Linked DNA regions of Homo sapiens: region 2 is linked to region 1. The links are chromatin loops, found by intact Hi-C in ENCODE. Cell type or tissue: psoas muscle. All regions are shown on one strand. Each heading gives the region's core, and the rest is flanking DNA. Links, peaks and the distances in the headings are about the cores only.

Region 1 (5,390 bases), core at 202-5,201:
AAAGGTTGAATTTTTTCCAATCCATAAATGGGCACATGAAAAGAACAAACCAGATCACTGAACTTACCCTTCTCAGATGCATAAGTCTGAATTATCTTCTAGTATATAGATATGGAAATCCTTGGGAAATCTGAGCCAGTTTTGATTTCTTTTTTGAGATCCATCTCTGAGGATTGAAAAATTAAATGTTTTAGGCATTGGAAATCTCAGTGCTATAGATGGAATTGTGTGCCCTCCCCAGCCCTTCCCACCCTATCAAATGTTGAAGCCCTAACTTTCAGTGTGACTGTATCTGGGGATAGGGTCTTTAGGAGGTAATTAAGGTTAAATGAGGCCATAGGGTGAAACCCTAATCCAACAAGAAAGTAGCCTCTGAGAAGAGAAACAGATCTTTCTCCCTCTGCTATGGGAAGACATAGTCAGAAGGTGTTCATCTGCAAGCCAGGAAGAGAGTTCTTGCCTAAACATGACCATGCTGGCACTCTGATCTTAGACTTCCAGCCTCCAGAACTGTAAGAAAGTAAATTTTCAATGGTTTAAATCTCCCAGTCTATAGTACTTTTTATGACAGCCCAAGCTGACAAATACATCCATTTGCAATGAGGGTACATTTTAAATCTTTAACAAATACAATCTGTAGTTGGCTTCTTAGAACTTGGGGAACAGGACATTAGTTTGTAAAGTTATTGTTTTTCCATTAAGTGCTCTACAATTCAACTGGAACTTAGATTAGTGAAGACAGTATGATAATGCTAGGTGAGAAGTAGGAGCAGAAAGGAAGAAACTTAGAAAAAAATATAATTTGTGTTCTCCATAAGAAGACCAATATTTGAAATGGCAATTATCAGAATTGGGGAGTCATATGAAGTAATGATGAAGAGCCCCTCTTGTATTCCAGCAGCAAATGGGCATGATTCTCTTCCCTATCCTCCCACCGGTACAAAACTGCTCACAGTGGGACACTGGGATTCCTCGCTCTGGTCTAATTTTAAGTAAATAAAATGATGCGGCACTTTGCCACATCCCTCTGGAAACTATTCCAAAATTGAGCAGATCTCATCTTTCGAAAATGTTCCCTGAGTAATGGAAACATGAGGAAGGGGGATACACTACAGACCCCGGATGCATCTTTCAACCACAGTGGAATGCAATATACCAGACACACTGTTACAGTGGTCAGGATGGACGTGGGAAAGATTTGAAGGATAGAACAGTAAGCTGTGCTGTCATCTTAAATCATTCCCACTGCTAGATGCTCTCAAGGATGAAATCTCACAATGCTAGGCACAGTGGGAAGGGTTTAATCCCCTTTCAATCTATGACATGTAGATATTGCTACATGGAAGCTGCCATCTAGCTAACAGGCTACTTTTCTGATTTTCCTATAGTGTAAAAAATGTAGAGGGGGAGTAGAAGAGACAAATTCACCTTGGAATCTTTCCACCCACCTGTGTAGAACTGTAACCCAGACAATAGGCAGGGCCTTTCTGAATCTTGAGATTTCAATATTTATTTCAGCCTTCAGATTTATACTCAGATCCAAAGCTGATTTCAAGATTTTTGTTAGTTGCTAGGAATTTTTTTGTTCTCAAAATCATCTTTGTCTCCTAACTTCAGCATCTATGTGTTCCCTTTTGTTCCACATCTTAACTCTTTATCCCCAAAAACCTCACTACTCAAGTCTTAGTCTGCAGTGTGCCAAAAATATTTTCAGTTGTCCAGACACTAAAATGTTTTCACTGTCGCTTCTACCTCATCATCTCAACCTATTTTGATCTTCCTGCCTCTTGTCTCTAATCTCTTCCCCATAAGCTGAGCTCCAGCTCTTACTTCCAGAAGGGAAACAAAAATTCATCCTGACTTAATAGAGTCTAGTGAGGGATCATTTTTTGTTGCACAGAAATAATTGTCTTTGGACCTTTCCCTTCACTAAATCATCCCAAGGGGTTTATTAAGGTATTTTCTATTTTTAAAAATAATTTTATCCTGAAGAGAAATTCTGACATCAGAGCCTAAGATAAGGTAAGCATTTCATTCTGCTGTATTTTCAACTGCTGCTCTACCACTCTGATCTCTATTGAGCAGGATAATCAGGATTACAATTTTTGCACCTATAAAAAGGTTCTGTACCAAGGACAGATCTTCATTGCAAAGCAACCATAGACCATAGGCATTATTCTCCTCTGTCAGGCTACTTAACTGGACTCAGCTAGGTTATTCATTGCTTTGAAGTGAGTTTTCAAAGGTCTCTGTTAAGTGCAAGTATCAGTTAGAAATTCGTTGTGGTGCAATAGAAAGGTATGTCCCTGTGTATTGAGGACAATTGCAATTTGAAATCTATCTCTGCTATATGGCCAAGGATCACTCTCAACTTCCTTTTTTTCTTTTTTAATCTGGAAAGTAGGATTGCATTAATCTGCTCAGTGGGGTTAGTTGGAAATGGAAATATCAAAGAATAGGTGAGTATAAAGAATGTTTGCAAATATTTAATTATATATTGCTAATGTTACTTATTATGACTTGTCAGTCATTTCTACTGTACTATTGTCTTAAATTGAATTTATGAGGCTTCACAGTGAAGATTCTTTAGGACAGATAAGCTTTGTGTGTGTGTCTGTGTGTGAGAGAGAGCTTTTAAATGAAGAGATTTACCATAAGAAATTGACACCTGTAATTTTGGAGGCCGGCAAGTGTCATGGTTTGCAAGTCTGCAGGGTGAGTTCACAACCTGGAGACTCAGGCTGATGTTGAGTTTCAGTCCTAAGGCCAGCAGACTTGAACCCCAGTTTAGGTCTGAGGAGAGGAAAAATGCTGATGTCCCAGTTTGAAGGCCATTAAGCAAGAAAAATCCTCTCTTACCTGGGGGAGGGTCAGCCTTTCTGTTCTACTCAGACCTTCAACTGATTTGGTGAGGCCCATTCACATTAGGGAGGGCCATCTGCTTTACTCAGTTTAACAATTTAAATGTTAACCTCATCTAAAAGCACTCTTAAGGAAACACCCAGAATATTGTGTGACTAAATATCTGGGCATTGCATGGCCCAATCAAGTTGACACATAAAATTAAGCCATCACAATATCGTAAGAAGTACAGGAGATCCAAGGGCAGGGACAGAAAGAGAGGTAGATGGGAGAACCAAACCCACTGGATTGTAAAGTTTCCAGTGATCCTCTAGTATTACGTTAATTTGCTCATTTAAAAGATGAAAACACTAAGTCCAGATAGGCATCTAGGATGTGTTACAGGTAGGTAGGTAGGCGTGAGCCAGACAGAAGAGGGCTCTTCCCCCACGCACTAGAAGTGTCAGGTGCTGGTTTGGCAATTCTCGCATTGCCTCTCTGAGAGTGATGATTTAGCAGCGTCAGGCAGAGGCCATTTCCTGATAGTCCACACCTGTTAACATCAAAATGGTAAATGAACGCAGAGCCCAGGGAGAAGAAACTTCCTGGGCATGCGTATTAAGAGGAAAATGGCGAAGTATGATCTTCCGGGTACACGCCACCGGAAAAAGGAAAAAAGCCTCGGAGGGGCATGCCAATAACGCCTTTAACACATGGCGCATGCTTGCTTCCCAAAGCTAAGGAGGGCTCTGTGCAGGCGGGCAGCCCACCCTAAGGGAAGAATCATGGGAAAGAGGTGAGTTTCCCTTGGGAAAGTCCCAAGATTACAGTTAAACGGGGCACTGACCTTCTCTCTTTAACCTTCATGTGCCTGCGTGGGTCTTTTCCATGCACACCTTCATTTCGTTCCTGTTCTAAGGCATTTTAAAATAAACTTTCATTCCTGCTCTGGAACTTGACTCAGTCGCCCTTTCTGCTTTGTGCCCCTCAGTCGAATTCTTCCTTCTTAGGAGGCAAGAATTGACGTTGCTGCAGACCTGGACGGATACTTCCGCCAGTAACTCGGTGTAACTCCGGTCTCTTCCCCTGTAATAGGTGGAGTCACAAAAGGAGAGGCTGCAGGACCAGACCAGAGTCCCCTGTGCCCTAACGTCTCCTCTCCCCCTTTACCAGGTCTATGTCTCTCCTTTCCCAAGGAAAAATTCAAACAGTGCATTAATTTTTCAGAGTAAGGGTTTCTTTTTTGTTCTTATAAGTGGACATTGAAGGGACTTTACATTTGACAATGTAAAGCTTTTAGATTTGAGGTTTCATGATCTTATTAGAAAAGTTTGAACAACAATTTATACCTTCTCTGTTTCTTATACCTTTGAGAGTGAAGTAAGATCTCTGAGTTAGGAGGCAGACAGCAAGTTTGTGTTATCCTGAACAAATGATTGATGGCATGAACGCTCTGGGCTGGGAGACATTAGAAAGGCTTCTTATCCACCTCTCTCCCACAAGGGGTAGTAATGCCAAATAAAATACCTACCAAGTAGCTGTCCCCTTTGAATATCTCCAAAAAGGAGAACTGACACCCACTTTCTGAGAACCTATTGTACATCAGGCACTTCAACCAGCATTTCAATGTGTTATGAATTTAATTCCAATAACCACTCTGTGGTAATTATGATTATCTATATTTACGTGTGCGAAAATTGACCTTGAGAGAGATGAAATATTTTGGCCAAAGTTCAGGACACATTAGCTGTAGATTTGCTTTCTAGCCTAAGTGTGTGTTTGCCTCTAAAGTCTGTCTACCATGTAGCAGTTAGGAGCACAGATTTTGGTATCACCTGCACCTGAGTTTGGATCCTGAGTCTTCACCTTTTTAACATTATAGCTCTGGCCTTGCAGCCTGTTTCTTCATCTGAAAAAAAGAAGGAAAAATAATACCAAACTCAGAAAGACTTCATGAGGATCGAGTCTGTTTGAATTGCTTTTCATTGCACCTTCTAAATGTAAGTGCTCAGCAAATGATAGGTGTTTTTAATAATACAACTCTCAGTAACTTCATTGGCGCTGCTATCGAGACTATCTGCAGTGATGTGGATAATTTCCTCTGCATCTACAGCCTTCATCCACTTCAGAAACTCATGGTAGGAGCAGCTCTTCTTTCCCTCCTCTCCTCACCCTGTAGCAACATAGACAAAATCCATTATTTACACTGCCTCAAACAGCCTGAGCTTTAGGAAAACAAACAGAGTCATTAGAATAGTCAACTAAGTAAGATTTCTGCCACTTCTGTCTTGCGTGGGATAGATGTTCCTTATCAGAGCGAGTGACAGTTACATCCATTCAGTGGGCGAGAAACAGCTTTTTATTCCGTGCATTTCATTAATTCGCTGCCAAGAAGAGAACCCCAGTCAAAGGTAAAAACAATTCTGCCTGTAGCTGTACCTAATTGTCCAGCAGCAGAAAGGAGTGTGATGGAGGTGCCTGTCAGTGTTTGAAAGCAGAGCAGATGTTTTCAATTGCTCCCTTCTTTGTAATTCTACCCTGGAAATAAG
Region 2 (5,390 bases), core at 104-5,103, 61 kb after region 1:
AAAGAGAATAAAAAAGATCTGGATTTGAATCTTCATTCTGATAGATAGTAGATATGTTCAGAACATTACTGAAACACAGTAAACCTTGGGTTCATTATTTGTAAATTGCAGAGAATACTATCTACTGCACAGAGTTTCTTTGATAATTAAATTTGATAGCATATGTACATTTCAGAAAACAGGGACTACAGGAATACAACTTTAGTAAAGAACACTGGCTTTGGAACCATCTAACACTCATAATCAAGTTTTAAGTCATATGCTTAATAACAATATCACCTACTTTAAAAGTTGCTTAAACTCTCTTGGCCTTAGTATTTGTAACCTTAAATTAGGAATGATATTACCAAAGTTAAAGTTCATAACAAAAATTCAGATAGATATGGAGGACATTTGTAACACATAAAAATTCTCTTGATACTCTCTTCTGTGTATGCATTAGGCTTGAATAAAAAGTTTAAAGTCTGTATAAATTCTAGATATTATAATAATTATAATAGAATCCATTATTATTAACATTATTATTTTCTCATTTGTAAAATTTACTCCTTTTCATAACCTTGTTCATTTCCTGTAAGTACCTATAAAATATCAGTTACTTATTTTATGTAACACTTCCCACTATAATGGGAAGCCTTTCTTCAGCAACTAATGTTTTAACTTAGTGTTGGAACCTCCAAACAACTATGTGGATGATCAATGCTAGGCCCTGTATTGACTCTTTTTTGAAGGTTCTTCTTGTCTCATTTTATCTGACCACTCAGGCTGGAAACTGGAGACCCTTGCAATATTACTCTGATATTAATCCCATCTAGAAATCATGTTGAGTCATAAAATGCAAGTCATTCTTCAAATTACTCGATGTCAAAAGATTCTTCTATATTGGGTCTGATGTCACATGTGATGAAATTAGTTGGCTATATTTTCTGGATGTGAAGTCATACATTGATCATGCCCTTGACACATACTGAGTAGTCTCATTTTTCTGGATTTATAGTTTTTGGAAAATACAAATACATTCAATATTCCATATATCAAAATATGTGAAGAAAACTGGTGTTAATAACTTATACAGGGATTAATTTCTGTAAGTGTTCATCACAAAATAGCACTTCAAGATGGGGGGTTATTCATTAAATGGAAGGTATGCTTAGCCAATTTGTAAATGACAATTGTTTGAAAGATATAGAGGACATGGATAGCTCTCAGACTCAGTATGCAGATAAATAGGAAGAAAGTGGAGCAGAGATAAATTGTTTGTAACAGAAAAACACCTAGTAGAAATAAATTCAAATTCTTTCTTTTAAATGCAAAGAACTAATTCCACAAGAACTGTTTATGGAGTTGTCACTAAGCAGAATCACTGATGGAAAGGGATGTGATTAGTTGACATAAGCTCACCATATCAATTGTGCAGTCTGCCACAAAGAGAACAGGGATAGGTCTTTATTGTATCCTCTGCTGGCTTATTACATTATTTTATTTAATCCTCACAATAATGACGTGAAACTATCTTTAGTTGAACAACTGATGTCTTTAATAAAGAACAAGTTTTACAAGTTTACTAAATGGAAAAAACAGAAATAAAATCCAGATAAATGGGGTCTCTAAACATTTTTATTCTATTTGGTTTCCTCCTCCTGGTGTCTATATAAGTTCTGCTTCCACCAAGATAGACTAACACAAACAACTTACCTTTCCATCTAAAACAATAACACACACTCACACAAACAAAAAACAGACAAAATACTTGAAGCAACACATTTTAAGATACTGAACATTAGGCAAAAAGAACAGTGATCCCTGGAATATGACACAAATATGAAATAAGCCTTACAATTGCCTTCTGTTATTGTATTGAGAGGTTTTCCAGACCATAACACAAAGAGAATAAATATAGACAAAGTCCCAAGGAACTTTTTGAGTTTAGAAAATAGAATGGTAAGTCCAGGGAGGACAAGGCCTTTAGAATTCATGGGACAGCATACCAGGAAATAAAGAGCAGCACACAGAAATTCACAGATATCCAGAGGATCCCTCTCCAGTATTCAGTTGTCTACTGAACAATTCTTGCATGTAAGAAAAGTAGTGTAAAGTGGAGGAAAACAACCAAAAGAATTAGAAGAAACAGCATTCAGTACTCACTCAGGGTCAAGAAAAATGTATTTTCTCATCAACCAGACTAGAAAACCCCTAATTCATAAGGCAATGGGTGGAAAACACAGAAAGGCTGTGCCACAGTAATGAGGAGTAATTAGCTCTAGATTGAACATTGTTCTGGTCTCAACTAATAAATCTTAAAAGCAAGACATGAAAGTATTCACAACTAGTTTAACTTCATTATAAAACAAAGTTTAATAATATAAGTATATAAATATATCCAGCTCTCAACAAGGTAATATTTACAATGCTTAGCATCCACTCAAAAATTACCAGGCACACAATGAAAGAGAAAAATATGACTTATAATGAAAAATCAATCACCTGAATTCAACCCAGAACTGACACAGATGTTAGAAGTAGAAGGCAAATACATTAAAACAGTAAAAAGACATAATTAGACATAATTATGAAGACAGGGAAGTAACATCTTTAAAATAATAAAATTATAATTTTTAAAACTGCAGGCTGGGTGTGGTGGTTCATGCCTGTAATTCCAGCATTATAGGAGGTCAAGGCAGGTGAATTGCTTGAACCCAGGACTTCAAGACCAGAGACCAGCCTGGACAACACAGCAAGACCTCATCTCAAAAAAAAAAAAAAAAAAAAAAAAGAAAAGAAAAGAAAACCTCAAGACCTAGAATTTTATGCCCAGTTTAAACATCTGTGTAAAAGAAAACAAAGAATAAATAAATACGAATATCTTCAGACATACAAAAGTGAAATATTCACTTAATCAGACCTGAACTCAAAGAAATGTCAAAGAATTCCATCAAGCAGAAGAAAAATAACACTAGAATGAAATATAAATCAACACAAAGGAATAAAAAGCACTGGAAATGGAAGCTACATGGGTAAATATATGAGTTTTCTTAACATTTAAAACCCTTTAAAAGATAATTGTTTAAACAAAAACAAACATGTAGAGTAGTTTATATGACCATATAAAAGTGAAATATATACAAATAATAAAGTTCAGTAGGGGAAAAATGAAGTGATACAATATCAGTTGGAGGTAGGCTAATTAGTTAAAAATGCGTATTACACATCCTAAATAAACAACTAAAAGAACAACTAAAGAGTTATGATTAGTAAGCCAACAAAGAAATTCAAGTGGGATAATAAATACATTCAATTAACTCAAATAAAGACAGAAAAATAGGGGGCAAATATCAGATGTGACAAATAAAAAACAATGGTAATTTCATCAGCAAAGATAAATGTAAATCTAATAATGTCTGCAATTACTTTAAATATAAATGGTCTAGATAATTTAATTAAAAGCCAAAGATCATCAGACTGGATTAAAAAAAAGAGGACTGAACCATATGCACTGTTTTGGTAATATTTTAAATAAAAACAAGTTATCATTAAAAGGATATGAAAAGATATTCCTTGCTAACACTGATCAAAAGAAAGCTGAAGTGGCTAAATTAATATTATAATAAATAGATTTCAGAGTAAAGAATGTCGCAAGGGATAAAATAAGTTTGTTTCATAAAAAGATAAAATACATCAAGAAGATGTAACAATCCCAGACCTAAAAGCAGACCTTCAATATACATGAAGAAAAAAATCAACGGGACATCAGTGAAAGTGGACAAATTCATAACTATATTCAGAGGTATCAATACCCATCTTTCAATAAGTACTAGAAGTAGTAACAGAAAACAAAAAAGGATATAAAATATTTGAAAAAATTATCTAATTTGACTTAATTGGCTTTTATAGTATACTTCTTTCAAGAACAGGATAATAAACATTTTTTTTTTCATGTGTACGTATAACCTATACCTAAACTGTATTCTGGGCAATGAAATAAGTCTCAATAAGTTTCAATGGATACAGTTCATTCAAAGTATGTTCTCTAACCAAAGGGGAATTGAGTTAGAAATCAACAACAGAAAGATCTCTAGAAAATCCAAAAACATTTGGCAATGAAATAACACTACTAAATAACCATGAGACAAAAAGAAAATACATTTGCTTATGTATTTTCATAGCAAATTTGAGAACATTTTGAGATGAACAAAGATACAAACACAATATACCAAAATGTGTGAGTTGCTATTAAAGCAGTTCTTAGAAGAAAATTTATAGCACTAACACATACATTAGAAAAGAAGAAAGATCTCAATGAAATAACCTCAGATTTATCATTTAAATCTAGAAAAAGAAGCATAATTGAATCTAAAGTAAGTAGGAGAAAGAACATACTAAAAATCCACATGGAAACGAACAAATAAAAAAACAATAATAACAGAAATAAATTGGTGAATCCAATATTTATTTTTTTCTGGATATCAATAAAATTGATAAATAACTAGAAAAATTTATCGGTGGGGAAGAGAGGAAGAACTGGAGAGAGAGAGTGTGAGAACACAAATTATAAAAATCAGGAATGAAAAAATTGATGTCATTACAGAGTCTACAGATATTAAAAGGATAACAAAGAGATGTTATAGCAATGTTATGCCAATAAATTCAACACTCAAACGAAATGTGAAAATTCCTTGAAAAACAGAAAATGTCAAAGGCTCATTCAAGAAAGAACAAAGTAAATAGCCCTATATTTATTAAATAAAGTGAATTTGTAGTAAATATTCCACAAACAAAACCCTAGCACCCAATAGCTGTACTGGTAAATTATTTATGAAGAAATTAAACACCATTTACATAACTTCTTCCAGAAAATTGTAGAGGAGGTAATACTACCCAACTTATACTATGACCCCAGTATTCTTTTAACAAATCTAGATTAAAAATATTACAAAAAAACTACAGAACAATACTCTCAATGAATACAGATGCAAAATTTTGAATGAATGTTTATTAGATCAAATAGATAATATGTAACAAATATAATCCTTAGTTACTAAGTAGGTTTTATCCCAGGAAGGCAAGATTTGGTTAATATTTGAAAAAATAAAAATAAACTAATGTAATTATCCAAATTAACAGACTAAAAAATAAAAACATGATTATCTCAATAGATGCAGAAAATCATTGACGAAATCCAATATCCATTCCTAATAACAATTTTCAGCAAACAAGGGTACTTCCTTAATCTACAAAGGGCGTCTATTAAAACAAACAAAAACTGTAGCTAACATCATACTTAATGGTGAAAGACTGAATGATTTTTCCTAAGAGATCTGGAACAAAACATGTCTGTTCTCACTACTCATTTTTAATATTGTACTGGAGTTTTAGCCAAATAATGAGGCAAG

The links. Hi-C counts contacts between places; a loop is a spot of excess contacts. Peaks named below come from ENCODE experiments on the same cell type or tissue, not always from the same donor. Only the 100,000 strongest peaks of a DNase experiment are listed, where the experiment ranks them.
Region 2: it touches region 1 in a loop (3-fold over the local background); 3 of 110 quality-filtered maps call a loop at or near these places.

The regions. Positions count from the first base shown.
Region 1 is chr9:115,742,404-115,747,793 of GRCh38, reverse strand. It overlaps LOC101928775 (a long non-coding RNA gene), which reads left to right and starts at 3,555. Exons shown (of 3, transcript NR_109805.1): 1 at 3,555-3,637. LOC105376234 (a long non-coding RNA gene) reads right to left here and starts at 3,955. Exons shown (of 4, transcript XR_930269.2): 1 at 3,689-3,955; 2 at 68-166. In psoas muscle, for the core only: no CTCF peak of the experiment used is centred there; no DNase peak of the experiment used is centred there.
Region 2 is chr9:115,681,718-115,687,107 of GRCh38, reverse strand. No RefSeq gene overlaps it. Among named protein-coding and RNA genes, the nearest start is that of LINC00474, 240 kb to the left of the region's middle. In psoas muscle, for the core only: no CTCF peak of the experiment used is centred there; no DNase peak of the experiment used is centred there.